Linked DNA regions of Homo sapiens: region 1 is linked to region 2. The links are chromatin loops, found by intact Hi-C in ENCODE. Cell type or tissue: dorsolateral prefrontal cortex. All regions are shown on one strand. Each heading gives the region's core, and the rest is flanking DNA. Links, peaks and the distances in the headings are about the cores only.

Region 1 (8,343 bases), core at 71-8,070, 160 kb before region 2:
CTCTGAAAAACTCCCATCCAGCCTTTAAAACGCATCACCAGTGTCTCCTCTACTATGAAATCTTCCCTGACCTGAATTCTAGACAAAGTCAGGTCAGTCTCTGTGCTCCCCCAGCACCTTGACATACTTCTCTTACAACCCATGTGACGGTGGGATGTCATTGGCCATGTATGTGTCTCTCACCACCACCAATTCCCCTGTGAGGGTAAAGCTATTTTGTACATCTTTGTATCTTTAACACCCAGCATAATATCGGGCTCATAAACATATTTGGGTCATAACAACTATTTGTTTGATTAATCGGTAAAAAAATCATAAAGATTTCAACTTGGTACTCCTTTGACCTTGTATAACTGTAAAGAAATCTGAATTCACTCGGTGCTCTTAACTATCTTGGTTGTGCCAACTATTTTAATTCAACACTTGCTATTAAAACTTGTCCAAATGTCAGAATAAACTGTTCTTTCTGAGGATGATATAATTCAAAATTTCCCCTTTTAAAGGAGATGTACTTTAAAACTGCTACTTAGCTGTCCCCCCCATTCGTCTTTAATTAGCTGCTTGAACAATGCTGAATATATTACATCCTTGCAGAGAGCTAAGTCCTCAAGCAATTAGTCTGTCCTACCAAATGTGACCTACATCACTACTGTGCCCAGGATAGGCAAACCTTCACAGGACAGGATAAATTCCTACATCTTCCAGAATCTAGACAGAGCCTCTAAGGCCAAAGGAAACATGAACTTGCGGTAAAGACTATAAAAAGTCCATGTTTTTTCACCTATCAAACCAGCAAAACTTTAAGAAACAAGAGAATGAACACGCTTACACATGCTGATGAGAATGTAAATTATATAATTCTTTTAGTGGAACAATTTGGGAGTTTTTCAAATCCTAAAATGTGCATTCTCTTTAACTCAGTGATGCCACTCTCAGGAGTTTAACTTACAGAAGAATTCACAATACACACAAAGCTACGTGTGCAAGGATGTTCCTTTCATCACCGTTTCCATCATTCAAAAACTGGGGAATGTTGGGCTAAATCATGGTACAGCAAAATTTTCCATGAACTCCACCATCTACAACCACTGACTTCTTGAGAGTCCTGACTGTCAAGCTCACTATGTCCAAAATGAAACTCCTGATCTTAAACTAAGAGATGACCCACCCCCGCCTGGTGTCCCCCATCTAGCAAATGACTATTCTGTCCTTCCAGTTGTTCATGTTAAAAAGCAAAAAACCAAAACCCTTGGAGTCATTCTCAATTCCTCTCTTTTTCTCACACCCCTCAGGTCATCCATCAGGCATGAGTCTACTCTCAAAATATATATAACCACTTTGTACACCTCCACTACCATTACTCTGGTCTGGCCACTATAATCTCACACCAGGATTATAACAACTTCCTGTCATAACAACTTCCTGTCAGTGCTCTCTGCTTCCGCTCCTTCGGAAAACCTCATCCTACTACCTTCAGTGAGGCTTTGTGAATGTTCATTGGGAGCATGTTACTGCCTGGATCAAGACTCTGCAATGGCTCCTATTTCATTCTGGGTGGCGTGGTTGGTTAGGGTCTAAAATGTCTAGCATAATCTGTCATTCTTCCTTATACTCTGACCTCTCCTCCCATAGTTCTAACCCTTGTTCACTCTATTTCTGCCACTCCGGCCTCCTTGCTGTTCCTCTGAAAATGCAGGTACCACTTCTGCCACAGGGCCTTTGCAATGGATTGGCTTTTACCCAGTTATGCACATGGCTCCTTCCCTCATGCATTCAGGTTTGTGCTTATATGTTACTTTTCCAGTGAGGTCGACCCTTGACACCTTGAAAACTCTATTTAAAAACTGCAACATGCCCAATCTCCACACTCAACCCCCTTACTCTGCTCTGCTTTTTCCCTCGTATAATGTCCCACCTTCTAATATACGAAATGATTCACTCAACTATTACATGTACTGTTTTGATTTCACCTGACTAGAACATAAACCCTATAAGGGATCTTCATCTGTTTTGGTTGATCATATATACCAGGCAGGCAGAACACAGTTCCTAGCACATAAAGATTGTTAAATAAATACTTGTTGAATAAATAAATATATCTTAGTGTTTCTGTGAGGACTAAATCAGCCAGCCCTAGCACATAGCAACCTAACAAAAGTAGGTTCCAATTATTATTAGAAAGAATAAAGTAGGCATGCATCTACTGACATGGAAAGTTGCCCAGATGTAAAGACAATAAGAAAAGTCAAGTTGTAACTGAATACAAAGTGTGCAACTGAACTAGCATGCAAAGGGGAGTTAATAGAGCATTATCAATAATACTGAAAAACTAGAAACATGCTAACAGGTCACCATCAGGGCAAGGGTTAAACATATTATACCATCTTCCCACCATACTTGGGGACATTATGTGGTTGTCACCAAGAATAAGGTAGGATATTTGTGTTACATATTAAGATGTCAATTTCAGATGGGGAAAAGAAATTGACTTACTGACTGAACAGGAGGTAGAGTGTGATAGCATCTTCTTTGAAAGAAAAAAGAAAAAAGCTATGTGCATATATATATTAGTGCAGAAAAGTTAGGAGGGAAACAAAGGAACACACGCACATGCAGTTACTTTTGGAGAGTTGGACTTCAGAAAGAATGAGGGCTAGTGTGTAATTTTATGCTGCATTTTTCCATTGTGCTTGACTTTTCTGCAAGCAACGAACCCAACTTTTGTTTTGCCAACCACAGTAACTTCTGGGAAAAACTTCCCATAGTGGAAAGATCTCATTTTAACTAATCATTTTTACCTTATTCCCTATTCCCTGATCTTATTAGAAGTAAATTAAGATGGGTTCTAATACAAGCTACAGGAGGGCAGGGGGTTTTTATATTTTGTTGATGGGGCTATGATTCCCCAGTGCCTAACAAGCGCCTACCACATAGTAGGCACTCAAATATTATAAGTTATTCTCAATATAAGGTCACCTTCAGGTAAAATTAAAAGTAGTAAATTAAAAAGTCCCAAGCTAGAAAGGGATATAGCAAAAGCATCCATAAACTGGAGTGTTAAGCCTCATAAAAAGGAGTTTAAATGTTTACAGACTTTTTTGGCTTCCCTTTCAGGTCACTATCTATAATCATGTATTTTTAAAGCAACTCTCTTTGGCATGACTCCACAATTAATGAGAAAATTATAGCACTTACTGTCTTATAGCCAAGTTATTTCATACAGTCTTTGTCAAATTTGTAGATTCCCACTGATCTAATCTTTATTGTGGCAAAGAAATATACCCAGTGCAATAATTCAGATGCAAGGACTAGTAGATTGTGAAGGATGGGGGGGAAAGGAGATTCTTTAATCAGGCGAGCAGTATGAACTTTTCAGAACAATTCAACAGTGAGCAGAGTAGAAATCTAAATGATTTTTTACTTCCAATAGAATATAGGATAAACTATCTGGTTGGTGGAAAATAATATGTATCATTAAATACAAACAAACTTATGTTTCATTTTCTATTTTCAAAATGATTTTTCAAGGAGTTGTACTTTTTTGCATTGCTTTGATAATTACAATAGCACTCTAGGAAACAGCCTGAACTTCATAATGACTGCATAAGGTCAAAGTTCTTAATGTGTCCATTCATTCAAGTATTTATTGAACGTGTATTACCTGCTAAGCATTGTGCTTACGACTAGATATAGAAATACGGGAAACATATTGATATCTCATTATATGGATATAGTTATATTGGGATATTGAAAGAGAAATAATTTAAAAATCTCCACAAACAAAAGCCTCACAGAATGGAATTAAAAGAAATATGTTTTTTTCTTTTCCTGCCCTTTCAGGTCAGATAATCATTTAAAAATCTTTTCGCTCAAGAACATTCAGCCTGATGAGTCACTTTCAAGCCCAAGACCTCCCCTTTACTCTCATGCCTCAGATCTTCTCAAACATTTTGGTAAAAGTCAGGTAACATTTTCTCCATCCTGTTTTTATTCTTGAATCTGGCCACCTATCAAAACTTTAAGGATGTCAACCGCCATGGATGAAGAAATAATAATCAGCAACAGCAGCTCAAGGACTGTATTTGAAAAAACAAAACCAAACCAGATATCTAGATGGCATCAGTCATCAACTCACTAGATTCTTGAAAAGCAAGTGGATTGAGTGCCATTTTTATCAAATGGAATCACTTGTCAAACAGGTTTACCAATAACAAAATGGCAAATCCCAGATCCCACTATTTAGAAACATTGTTTAGTCATAATTTTCCTGAGTGTTGACATCCCAAATTAGTCATGTAAATTTACTGAAGGCCAACAGTAGCAGAAACTTGTCAACAAGACCGAGGAAGCAAAGGAAGGCAGCATCTTTACATTTTTAGTGTTTATAACACTTCAAAAGCCTAAAAGTCATCAACAGCTGGCCTACTATCAGACACAGAGATCAGCAGAGTTACTGAATTAATGGCTGGCATTGTTGCTTTCTTCCCACCAGACATCTCAAAAAATGCTATGACAGTTTTTCTGGTGCCAGAGGGTGTCAGTATGACTGCGAGGGATGTGCTTACATTCAAATATTTGGGGTCTGATTATCAACATAAGAAATTTTTTTTTCAAAGGAAAAAACAAACATGCTGAGAAAATGGTGATTACTAAATGAACAGAATTTTGTTATGCAAATACAGTTGCAAAGAAAAAGAAATATCTGCAGTATTCTGATGGGGGGGTGTCTTTTGATTTAGCTTTTTCTAGTACTATCAACTCTATATTTACTTTCAGCTTTAGAAACCCTTTTACCTTCAGTGCTCAGTGTCTCCCAAATTCTATTCCATGCAAGCCTAATAAGCCAACATCAGAATAATGCATGGGTCTGTGTATTTATTTATTGAAATCATTAAACAGGCAGTTTCAGTCGGTATCACATCACCTGCTTTATATTACGCAGCACAGGGTCAAAGAGAAATTACAATTAAATTTTTCAATAACTGGTGTCAATTAAGCACGGTGTTTAGCTCCTTTGTAAATATGGAGATCTTATTCTCTCTGTCTTCTTTTTCCACTCCTCTACCCCCATCCATATGCCAAGAATGAATAGAAAACAAGGGGAAAGGAGAGGCTGCCTCATCAGAAGCCTTTGCTAGATGTGTCTTAGTAAAATCAGCTATAGTCATTACTTCTATGGCACCATTAATTCATGGGCATAGTTTCTGTTCTTATACACAAGAATGTCAAAGATCCATACAACTGTTTATCACAAAAACAGTCTTGGGTATCAAACGTATAGGTTCAAAGAGCTCCTTTCTGTTAATAAAGCCCATGTGAAACTGTTTTGCCACAAGCTTTTAGAGAATCTAGACTCAGGGTTGGTAGTTCCAGTGGACACACCAGGGGCCACCTCACAAATTGCCTCTTCTGGCCACAGTTAAACTGAAGAGGCAGTGAGGCTCTAGTCTCCCCTGGGGGTGGTTTCATATCAAACACACATGCCCATGCTTTTGCTCAGCAAGGATCGGGAGAGGAGCCTCAAGTCTAATCATAGGAACAGACCGATTTAAGAGCCATAATTGAGTAAAAAGAATAACGGACCGATTCCACGTCTCTCTAGCACAAACACAACAAATCCAAACACCAAACCTCAAGCATCTTTTTAAACACAGAAATACAACTTGAAATATACAGCCTAAGAAAGAAACTACATGGGGAAGCAAATGGGTAAGCTTCCGTTTTTAACTCTCTGGGGTGGGTAGGGTGGGTAGGGTGGGGGTGGGGAGTTAGGAGTATCCTCATCAAGAATCCTTTCCCTCTGCCCCATCCCCTTTCCCAAAGCCAAAAGAGGAAAGGCATTGAGAGACAGGGGCAGACTGCTTCTGTTTGCTCAGTTGAGAAATGGAGGAATCGAGTCTCTGTTGATACCATTAAACTGCTAAAGCTTTCAACAGCACTAAAATTCATTGGCAAGTGATGAGCTGCGCCTTGTCGACGAGTTTCAGTGCAAGTTAAATCACGAAAAGAATCCAACTTCATATCTAATTAATACAGGCTTCCAAGTGATCAAAAAACAACAGTTTTTCAGAAAGTATGAGCCTTATAGATGATAAAAGACAAGCTTTTCTCAACTAAGAAATGCATTTATTTTCCCAGAACCCCAAAGACAGTATGTCATTCCGTGGGTTACCATGTGCATATGGAATTTTTATGTTTTCAATATAAAAGTCACAATGCCCTCATGCAAAAGCTTCCCGTTTTACTGAAACCCCCAACAAATGTGTCCGAATCTTTTGAAAGCACTGAATACTCATTCAAGAGGAGTAGTAAAACAAACAACACTATAAACCAGCAAGGGTTATTTGGCTAGCACACACTCATAAGTAGTCTCCTAATTGATTCTCAGTTGACAGGGTGTTGAGCATGGTAAACTCTGGGAAAGAGAAAAGGGCCCAACATACCTAATCCTTAAAAATAAGCCATACATACCCTCAAATAATTTAGTTCAGGCACAAATCCACTCCCTTTGTGTGTGAGACAAAGTCTATATACCAACACTGTGGACAAGACAGCTTCCTTGTACACTCCATTGCCCCCTGGTACCCAGGTCAGTTAGACTTAGGACTTAGGAAGAGGAAGGGAGGCATAGCCTTCCTGAATCTTCAAAAATCCCCCAGCCTTCCGGGTTTGGCCCATTCACTTACAGAACCAGACAGGGAGAAAAGCCTTTTAGCTCCCAAGCACTCAGCAAGCCAGACTCTGGATTCTGTTTTCTGATGCCCACAGACATACATCTCTTACCTAGATAACACAGTGCTCTAACATACAAATGTTAATTTCCAGGAAGCAAACTTAAAAAGCCTTCCGCATGTACATTCTTCCTTTTAGAAATAGGAAAACGGACAGAGGAGAATCGCAGCCCTTCCGTTTCTAATTTTCCCCGAGAGCTTACAAAGCCCTCCAAAGTGCAAAGGCATTTGCCCACCGCGCTGCCCGGGGAAGCAGCTCTCCCTCTCCCCTGCCTTCCCCAGCCTGGGCGCCGGAACAATGCAGCAACATACATTTACCAACACCTGCTGGAGCCTATTAATATGCACGGGGACGTACTGATTTTTCCCCCCTCCCTTCCCCTGCCCTCCACACTGAGCAGGCTTTCATCTCCTCCTTTACCATCCATCAGGAACTCATTTCGCCGGCCCCCTCCCCCTCCCACCCCCAGTCCCCATTCAGCCGAGCCCCTCGCTCCAAAAGCCCGGGCTGACGAGCACACTTTGGAATGCACTTCATTAAAATTTAGCTGCCCGATTCCAACCTGCAATGCGGAGGAGGCAATACAAAGCGCGCGCCACACTTCCTCCAGCATCCCCTTCAAAAGCCCCATTGTTCGCCAGGCATCTGCTCCAGAGCCCGGCCTCTCCCTATCCACTGACCTCTGATTTTTTTTTCTCCCCCCTCCCCCTTCCTCCCAGCCTGGCCAAACGGGCCTGCCTGGTGAATTAAAACGCAGCCGCAGCCATCTGGCCCTCCCAAGCTGGCCGGGTTTCTCCCCGCCCCTCCTCCCTGGTCCACACACCACACACGGCATCTTCACCTCCATGGATATTCCCACAACCCAAGCTCAAACCTCCGGTGGCAGGGAGCCTCTGCCGCCGCCTGCCTGTCCCCAGGCTTCCTCCGGCAGCGGAGCGTTCGAATCCAGAGGTGGGCAGGGGGCGGTGGAGGGGTGGCGAGAGGAGATCATGGACCACTTGTACTTGCCTGCAAACCCCAGCCCAATCGCCAAGATTAATCCTTCCCTTTGTGAGCCTGAAACCGCCTCCCACCACGCTGGTCCTTGGCTCTGCAGCGGCTGTAAAGAGAGGCGGGGGTGGGGGGGGGGTGGGACCGAACCCCTTCCTGGGAGAGCTGGGGGCGCCTCGGCCACCTGACCACAGAGCGGTTTTTCGAGGGAAGAGGTGCTGGCAGCAGGAGCAGCTGATGGTGCGAGAAGGGAGAGAAGATGCCCAGGCTTGCGCCTTTTATATTACTGGCGACATTTCTAACACATGACAACAATTTCCATCTGTATTTAAGCCGGGAGTGTGAAAAAAGAGCATTACATCACAGAGCCCGGGCTCCTAGAGGCTGCCGGATATCTAGGCCGGGGGGATTAGGGGGCTGCACCTGCGGAGGGGGCGGGGACTGAGCGAGCCTCTCCCTGCTGGGGCGTGTCAGGTCCCCATCACCCGCATGGCCCTGTGGGAGCCCCTGGACATGGAAAGGCGGGAAATAGGGTTGCCCCATTTGCGACATGCTGGAGGCTGAGTGCATGAGTGGGTGGGTGAGGGCGAGGGAAGGGGCGTGACTCCCTTTCTTGGTTAG
Region 2 (8,343 bases), core at 219-8,218:
TAACCAATCAAATCAATGTAATTTAATGTCAAAATTAATGACATAATTAATCCAAAATGGTTGTTCTCCACAAAACGTTAAAAATAATCTTGTAAAATTACATCTATAATCTCAGAGGTATAATTTCTAAGCATACAGAAGCAAGCTACTAAGGTTATGGTGTCATGCAGGCATGTATTTTTGGTTGAGGACAAGGCCTTGATGTGTGTTCACAAAGACTCTCTACTTGATCAAACTTTAGTCTGGTTCCTATGAGCCCTCTTTTTGGACTAGGCCTCAACCTTAACCCCTGTCCTGTCTTTGGCTGGCCAGCCCAGTCTTAGCAAAGAATCCTACTCAGTCATATCCCACCCCGACTTCAATCCTTGACATCTTATCATCTTGGCCTGCTTTCAGCAAGAATCCTGTTAGGTCAGTGCAGCCAAAATCTTTCTACCTCTGATATCTCCTCTTAGTCATTTTCCACCCACTGACCTCCCCTCACACCCTCCCTTGCTCATTAGCTATAAATCCCACTTGTCCTGGCTGTATTCAAAGTTGAGCCTGATCTCCCTCCTCTACTGTAATACCCCTATTACAGCAGTCCTCAGTAAAGTCTTCCTGACCATTTTGACAAGTGTCAGAATGATTTTTTTCCTCAACAATGTCTAAAAGAGAAATAGGGAAAGAAGGAGGAACTTACGTCATAGTGCAACACCAAAGATGGCAGAGACCGAGATGAGAAAATCTGGGAAGATCTGTATATCCTGAACTGAAACTGAGTGCCCGAGAACCACAGGGATGCATTGCAAATACACACACTCAGCTCACTTTGTGAGACCTAAACTGTCCAGGCTCGTCAGAATTTGTGGTATTATAGACACTCTGCCATCATCAACCCAATGAGAAAGCTGAGAAAAACACCAATACGAAGCACTCTCCTGCATATTATCTCACTGAATCTTCACCAAAAACACCTATGAACTGAGTATGGTTATTATCTCCATTTTATTGGTAAAGAAACTAAGAGTTAAAAAAGCAATCTGTCACGCCTGTAATCCCAGCATTTTGGGAGGCCGAGGCGGGAGGATCACCTGAGGTTCAGGAGTTCGAGACCAGCCTGACCAACACAGTGAAACCCCATCTCTACTAAAAATACAAAATCAGCCAGTCGTGGTGGCACATGCCTGTAATCCCAGCTACTCGGGAGGCTGAGGCAGCAGAATCACTTGAGCTCGGGAGGCAGAGGTTCCAGTGAGCCAAGATCGCACCACCACAAACTCCATCTCAAAAAAAAAAAAAAAAAAGTAATCTGTACCCATGTTATGTAGCTGGCAAGTGAAAGAGTCTAGACTCAACCCCAGGCAAGTTGATTCCAAAGCCCATTCTTTTAATCACCACACAAAACTGCCTCCCAGGAAGTAATATCCAGGAGAAAGAAAAGTAAAGTTGAAATTCTAGGAAAAGCAGAAGGGCCCAGAAGGAGCGAACCACCTAACTTTCGGATCATAGGCATGGGAAAGGACCACACAGCTGCAGGTATAGACTGTAGAGAATGTCTGACTGAACACAGTGTGTAAAGAATGAATAACTTATTGTGCCCTCTGCATTAGTTATAATTATACAAAATCTTTCTCATTGATCTTAGGGATTCCCAAAGAACTTTCTTCAATTCCCCATCCTCATTTTCTGTTTGCTTGAAATCTATCACATGATAGATATTGCTAAAATATAGTGACTTTTTACCAATGATTTTAAAGGATAAAAGCAAAATCCACAATTCCTTCTTATCACTGAGAGACAGAATTTTGATTACCGCAACAAAGAATCAAGCAAATATGCCACGATCTGATGTAAAAACAATGGCACATTTACGATTAATTTCCATCCTCATTCAAGTGATGTAGGAAAAAAATAATGAGCTAATTACTGAAGAAAGGAAAAAATAACTATCTAAAACATCTATCAAGGACTTATAGGGCACAGGAAAATTCATTCCTGTGCTCATTTTATGCTCACTCACTTGTTTTGGTCCCCAGATTTCTGTGTGTAATATCACTTTTCAAGATCAAGAAAGTTATTCCATAAGCCTTTGAAACAAGTATCTTATTAGATGTATTTCATGATTCACTTTCTGATGTTGAGCCTGCCTTTTTATCACTGCCACTTTCAAAGGCAATGTCTTAAGGAAAATAGTTTCGTGTACACTGGGTTTTCCCCTTAAAGGCAGTGCTAGTTTTAGGCAGCTAAAAGAACCAAAGCTTTGGAGAAGGCCCACTGGGTTTTCAAATAGTTTATTCTCACTATTTCAAACCAAATATGCCAAGTTACAAATGAACATATGGCAACATCTTAGCCAACCAGTTTGGATTACTGTCCAAATCGGAGACTAAATCTTGGAGATTAAACTTAATTTGGAGTAAGTATCAGCTAGTTTTCTATGTTTAAAAGGAAGTTATCTTTCATACAAAGAGAGGTGAGGAAGGGGCTGGCCAATTAAATAACTGTTACACCACAAATAGTATATTTATTTATTTATTATTTTTTAAATTTTTTTTTTTTTGAGATGGAATCTCACTCTGTCACCAAGGCTGGAGTGCAGTGGTGTGATCTTGGCTCACTGCAACCTCCATGTCCTGGGTTCCAGCAATTCTCCTATCTCCCTAGTAGCTGGGATTACAGGCGCGTGCCACGAGGCCCAGCTAATTTTTGTACTTTTAGTAGAGATAGGGTTTTACCATGTTGGCCAGGCTGGTCTCAAACTGCTGACCTCAGGTGATCTGCCCGCCCCAGCCTCCCAAAGTGCTGGGATTACAGGTGTGAGCCACCGCGCTCGGCCACAAATAGTACATTTGCATTATATCAGCTAATGTTTACAATTCACCCAAGGAGGTAGTTATTTCTGACAATCAAAGAGAAAAAGCTTAGAAAGCTTAAGTCATTCAGACATGTTCAGGGTCATATCTGATATGATCCAACCCATACTCTTTGCTCTATACCTTTGGTCTCTGATATCAGAATATTCACTCAAGCATGTGAAAGTGTATCTGAATTAAAAATCACTATTTTGTATAGAGTACTTCGGGGGCAAGGGAACAGTGGGGGTGGTAATTAGAATTCATTTCTTCTAGACAGTCTGTGATAGGATTCAGCATCAAGTGGTAGGAATTTACACATAGGCATATAAAATGAATAAGTCTTCTAAGAAAATGTAAATGAGACCCAAGGTTACAACTATATATGTTTATGGCCTTCAGGAAGGTTAGCATAATGCTGTAGTATTTTCTCATGTGAATAATGAAACTAACTTACCCACAATTGAGTAAGCCTAAAAAAAATTCAGGCAACAGCTATTCTGCAAAGTTACCATTATTATTAAAATAAAATCTTATTAACCTCATGCCAACTCATTTCAGATAGTTCTAATTTAAGAAAACTGTTACCCTGCAGGCAACCTTATGCATTATCATGCTGCAATATAAACACTGAATAATCTAAACCTAGATAAATCAAAATCTGTCATTTCTGATCACTTACATTTCAAATTCATAGTCTTAACCATTTCTTACTTCTAGATAAGCTCTCCCCTTAAGTCTTTAAAATAATTTCAACTTTCACAATGAAAGATTCCAAAGATTTTCTATAACTGGGAACAACTACACAATGTTCGTGAAGTTAAAAATTATCGTGTCGGGGCTTATAGACTTCTCTCTTTTCCAACTTAGTTCGCTCTGTAATTGATCCCCTCTTACAGAGAAGAAAAGGGACAATTTGATGTAGTTTTCCACTTAGTGGATCCCTGAGAAAAAAATAAAGAGTTAGAGACTAAACTCTTCTAAAGATGGCCAGTGGGGAAAAAAATTGTGTGCATTTTTACACAGCATAAATAAGTTAAATGGTGGTGCATGTCGGTGTGGATGAGAACAATGTTCTCACAAGTGATGGGGATCTAAAGAAAAGAGAAGCTGCAAGATTTCGGTAAAAGTTGCATGTACTAGTAAATTTAGAACACTTTAAATAGCTCATAAAAACATGAGCAAAGGTCATACTTCTCATGGGGACCCTGCTTATTTAAATAAAACCCTGCCCTAAGACAGAACAGGAGCATGGCTTTATAAATGATATATGTTCATCCCAGCGTCTGGCTCCTGGTGTCAGCAGAGGTCTCTACTGTAACAAGTCTTTCATAAGCATCTCTGTACATCCTGAGATATGTCCTTTGCCAACTGTACACACTCTGAAGTGCATTATGGTGCCACAGTCTCTTCCTGTAAACTACCTTTATGAAAAATTACAGTCATATTTCCAGATGACATATTCGGAAGTCATCAGGAGACAGTCTTACCTTCAATACAGAGTGTTCAGAGAATAGAGTTAAAATGAAAGCTATACAGCCTCAACTAAAACAACAGAATACCCACATACACAAACACACCATCATACAAGGAAGACACTTTATTACCTATCCCTGATGAAAAACAGAATTCCTCTGGTAATGAACTTACATCTGAACCCATACACGGAATGCCAAATTTGAAAGTATTTTAGTTAAAGAAAATAACTCAAATACCATACTGAAATAATTCTTTTCAGACACTTAAGAAAACATACTGCAGAATCTCATAATCTATCACAGCTTTGGGTTGCTACCTCCTTGCCGGGAGGTTTATAAAATCACTCAAGAGCCCTTCTCAAATTATGTAGCTTTCCATTTGCTACTTTTTAACAGTAACTTGGAGAGAAAAATATATTTGATTGTCTATGTTAACTCTTTTAATTTTCACTGAGTTTGAGGGCACAAGAAGCACTGACTTATAACCATTCCAGAGGACCAAAACTGGAGGCCAGGGACCTTCTATAGAAAAGAGGTTTTCTGAAATTTTACAATAAACTCCATTGTAGCTATATAACCAGTGGTCACATTTTTCAAAAATGTACCATAAATTAAATTTCTGGCCGGGTATGGTGGCTCACGCCTGTAATCCCAACACATTGGGAGGCTGAGGCAAGTGGATCACCTGATGTTCAAGACCAGCCTGGCCAACATGGCGAAATCCCATCTCTACTAAAAATACAAAAATTAGCTGGGCACGGTGGTGCACACCTGTAATCCCAGCTACTTGGGAGGCTAAGGCAGGAGAATTGCTTGAACCCAGGAGGCAGAGGTTGCAGTGAGCCAAGATCACACCATTGCACTCCAGCCTGGGCAACAGAGCCAGACTTCATCTCAATAAATTATTAATTTCTATAAATAGAACCATACCCTCCTAATGACTTAAACCATCTTCTCAGAAGTGTTTCAGTTTATGCAGGAACTATTAACTGCTTCAACTTTTAGGTTTGTCAGCCACATGATTTAAAGAAAGAAATCCTAAAATAAATTATTTGAGAAATTAAGTACTCATTTCTGCTTTCTCTGGTTTATAAAGTTAAGACATTCATTGGTTTAGAAAGCAAGACAAACTTCAATTTTAACTAAATGTATCACCCAATTTCCCTTAAACAATAGAGACACATAATCTTCTCTAGAGAGATACTTTAGAGCATTTCTTCTCTTTCCAGAAACTTCCTTCAGGAAAAACTGGCTTGAGAGACCCATTTCTGTGATGTCACAGCATCTTACACACACAGAGCTCTAAGGCACCTCAAATCCTAGGGTCAAATTAACTGGGTTCTAACCAAAACAACAACAACACTCGCTGACTTCAAAGGTCTGTTGACTCGAGGAGATAAATCTCCCAGTCCTAGTTGGTTCTTTTCAGAGAGGTGCAGAAAAGACCCCCTAGAATGGAGCTGTTGAGCCAATCACCTTTCCACAGCAAGACATAAAGCGGAGCATCTGGGGAGAGAAATAAAGCTTACAAACAAAACTCGGGGAAAGGAGAAAGAGAAAGGTCATTCGTCCTTTTCAAAGATGCTTACTTACACTGTTGATTTTATTATATTCAAAACTACCCAAATATCAGACATCCAGTCTGACTGCTCTTTTCTTTTAATCACTTGGAGCTCATTTCTGAAAATAGCACTCTGGTCCTCAGTGAGCCAGATTTTGCAAACTGCCCATACATTCCCGTTATCACATTTTACCCAGTCTGCAGCATATTCATAATATGTTAAGTAAATTAATTTCCAATATATATTCCCAAAGCAGCGGTTCTCAACTGGGGGGGAATATCATGCCCCAGGAGACATCTGGCAACGTCTGGAGACATTATTGGTTGTCACAAATGGAGGATGCTACTGGCATCTAGTGGGTAGAGACCAGGGATACTGCTAAATACCCTACAATGCACAGGACAGCCCCTACAACAAGAAGTATTCGGCCTCAAATATGGCAAGGTTGAGAAACTGTGAGAAATCAATTAATAATATTTTTGTTGCCTTCATTCAATGAGGGCAGTGTTTCTCAAAAACGTAAACTTTCTGACTCCAAACTCTTTACTGACTCCAACAAACACCTCCAAGAATTCTGAAAAATAGGCAAATGTTTACTTAGTCCCCACATTTTAAAAATAAGATACTCAAGGAACATATATGCTGGTGAATGTTAGAATTCAAATGTTAAATCCATCTAATCCTTGCAAGCTTTCTCATATATGATCTCATACATATTTTCTTTACCACAGCCCCAGAAAGGAGAACTGTTAGGCCCAGTGCAAAAAAAAAAAAAAAAAAAAAAAAAAAAAATGGAAAGTGAAACTGAAGGAAGTCAAAAGCAACTTATCTAGTGTCTCCCGATGGGTTAGCAGGAGAGCAAGGAATCGGATCAAGTCCCTAATTTTAGTGTTGTTCTTCTCAATACATGATGCCCTCCTCTAGGACAGTTTTTAAAATATTGAACTGAGCTGCTAAAATTGTAACCATCTCATCCAATGCCATATATTCATGGATGTCATTTAACCCGCCTAAGTGCCAGTCTCCTTATCTATAAAATGGGGATGTGTTGTGAGGAATAGAGGAGATAATGTTCCTTACATCTGTGCTTAGCACAAAAGAAGCACTCAACTAGAAAAGGCAGCTGCTCTTGTTATTCTTATTACTGGGATCTCAGGACAATGTGTGTCATTATACCAGAACAGTATTTAAGCAAGCAACCAAAAGGTTGGGATAGAAAACCCAACATACAAAAAAAGCATCTACTGCAAAATACTATCTATCTCAGCCAGCAGCAGTGGGTGGGGGGTAGAAGAGGCTGATTTCAAGTTATATGGAGCACAAGACCGAACAAACAGAAGTCTTGAACATTTACTTGCATTTATTTCCTTTTCTGTTATTAAAGGCATAAAAGAAAGGTCTTCATTTCAACGTCATGGGGCAATGCTGGGACTAACAAGTTTGTGCTTGAATGTGAGATGTGTTCCAGTAAAACTGATAGAGTCTATACCTCCTTATTTAAAGAGGTAGTGAAGAGGTGAGAAAGATTCAAAAGGGGGCCCATTTTTATTTGAGTGATATAGCACTGAAATTAAGATTCGGGGCTCTAGAATTAGCCTGGATTCAAATTTTGGCTCTAGTGTGTAACTAGCCCTGACTATTAGAAAGCTACACAACCTTTCTAACCTTCACTTTCCTGAGCAAAAATTGGAGAGCACGAAAGTATTTCCTTCATGTAATAGAATTGTGTTGGAAGTCAAATGGTATAATGCAGGTCAAACTCTCAACATAGGGTCTGGAATACTGCACATGGAAAATAAATGCTAACCACTGTTACTATGATTGTTGTCATCATTGTCTTCAACTTCCTCCTCCTCCTCCTCCTCCTCCTCCTCCCCGTCCTCCTTTATAATGTCCAGCTCTATGTCTAGCTCACAGGAGGTTCACAATAAATGTCTGCTGATTAATAATTGTTTATGACACACTAGATACTGCTCTAAGAGGCAGTTACTACTATTATTCTCTTTTTAAAAGGAAGAAACTGGGGACCAGAAAGGATAAGAAACTTGCCCAAGGTCACACGGCAAGGAAGTAACAGAGCGGTAATTTTTTTTTTTTTTTTAAGAGATGGGGTCTTGTTCTGTCACCCAGGCTGGAGTGCAGTGGCACACTCATAGCTCACAGCATCCTAAAACTCCTAGGCTCAAGCGACAGGAACACAGGAATATAGAAGATAGGAATAGATAGCAACATAAGACAGGAATACAGGCACACACCACTACGCCCAACTAATTGTTTTATTTGTTGTAAAGACGGGGTCTCCCTATGTTGCCCAGTCTGGTCTCAAACTCCTAGCCTCAAGTGATCCTCTTCCTTTGGTCCTCAAAGAGGTAGGGTTACAGGCACGAGCCACTGGCCCAGCCTAGAGTTATAATTTGAGCCCAGATGGTCAGGCCGCAAAGCCTCTGTCCCTAGCTACCACACAACACT

Evidence for each region. A loop is a pair of places that touch in the nucleus more often than their neighbours do. Peaks named below come from ENCODE experiments on the same cell type or tissue, not always from the same donor. Only the 100,000 strongest peaks of a DNase experiment are listed, where the experiment ranks them.
Region 1: a loop joins it to region 2, with 4 times the contacts of the local background. A loop is called at or near these places in 2 of 110 quality-filtered maps.

What each region holds. Positions count from the first base shown.
Region 1 is chr3:65,590,075-65,598,417 of GRCh38, forward strand. All of the region lies in intron 2 of MAGI1 (membrane associated guanylate kinase, WW and PDZ domain containing 1), which reads right to left. Among named protein-coding and RNA genes, the nearest start is that of MAGI1-AS1, 300 kb to the right of the region's middle. RefSeq lists an enhancer at 7,880-8,343. In dorsolateral prefrontal cortex, for the core only: a CTCF peak has its summit at 4,504; DNase peaks (open chromatin) are centred at 7,032 and 7,497; H3K4me3 peaks cover 4,085 bases; H3K27ac peaks cover 3,378 bases.
Region 2 is chr3:65,752,430-65,760,772 of GRCh38, forward strand. The region is part of intron 1 of MAGI1 (membrane associated guanylate kinase, WW and PDZ domain containing 1); the gene reads right to left. The region is part of intron 1 of LOC107986018 (a long non-coding RNA gene); the gene reads right to left. Among named protein-coding and RNA genes, the nearest start is that of MAGI1-AS1, 140 kb to the right of the region's middle. In dorsolateral prefrontal cortex, for the core only: no CTCF peak of the experiment used is centred there; no DNase peak of the experiment used is centred there; H3K4me3 peaks cover 1,476 bases; H3K27ac peaks cover 4,255 bases.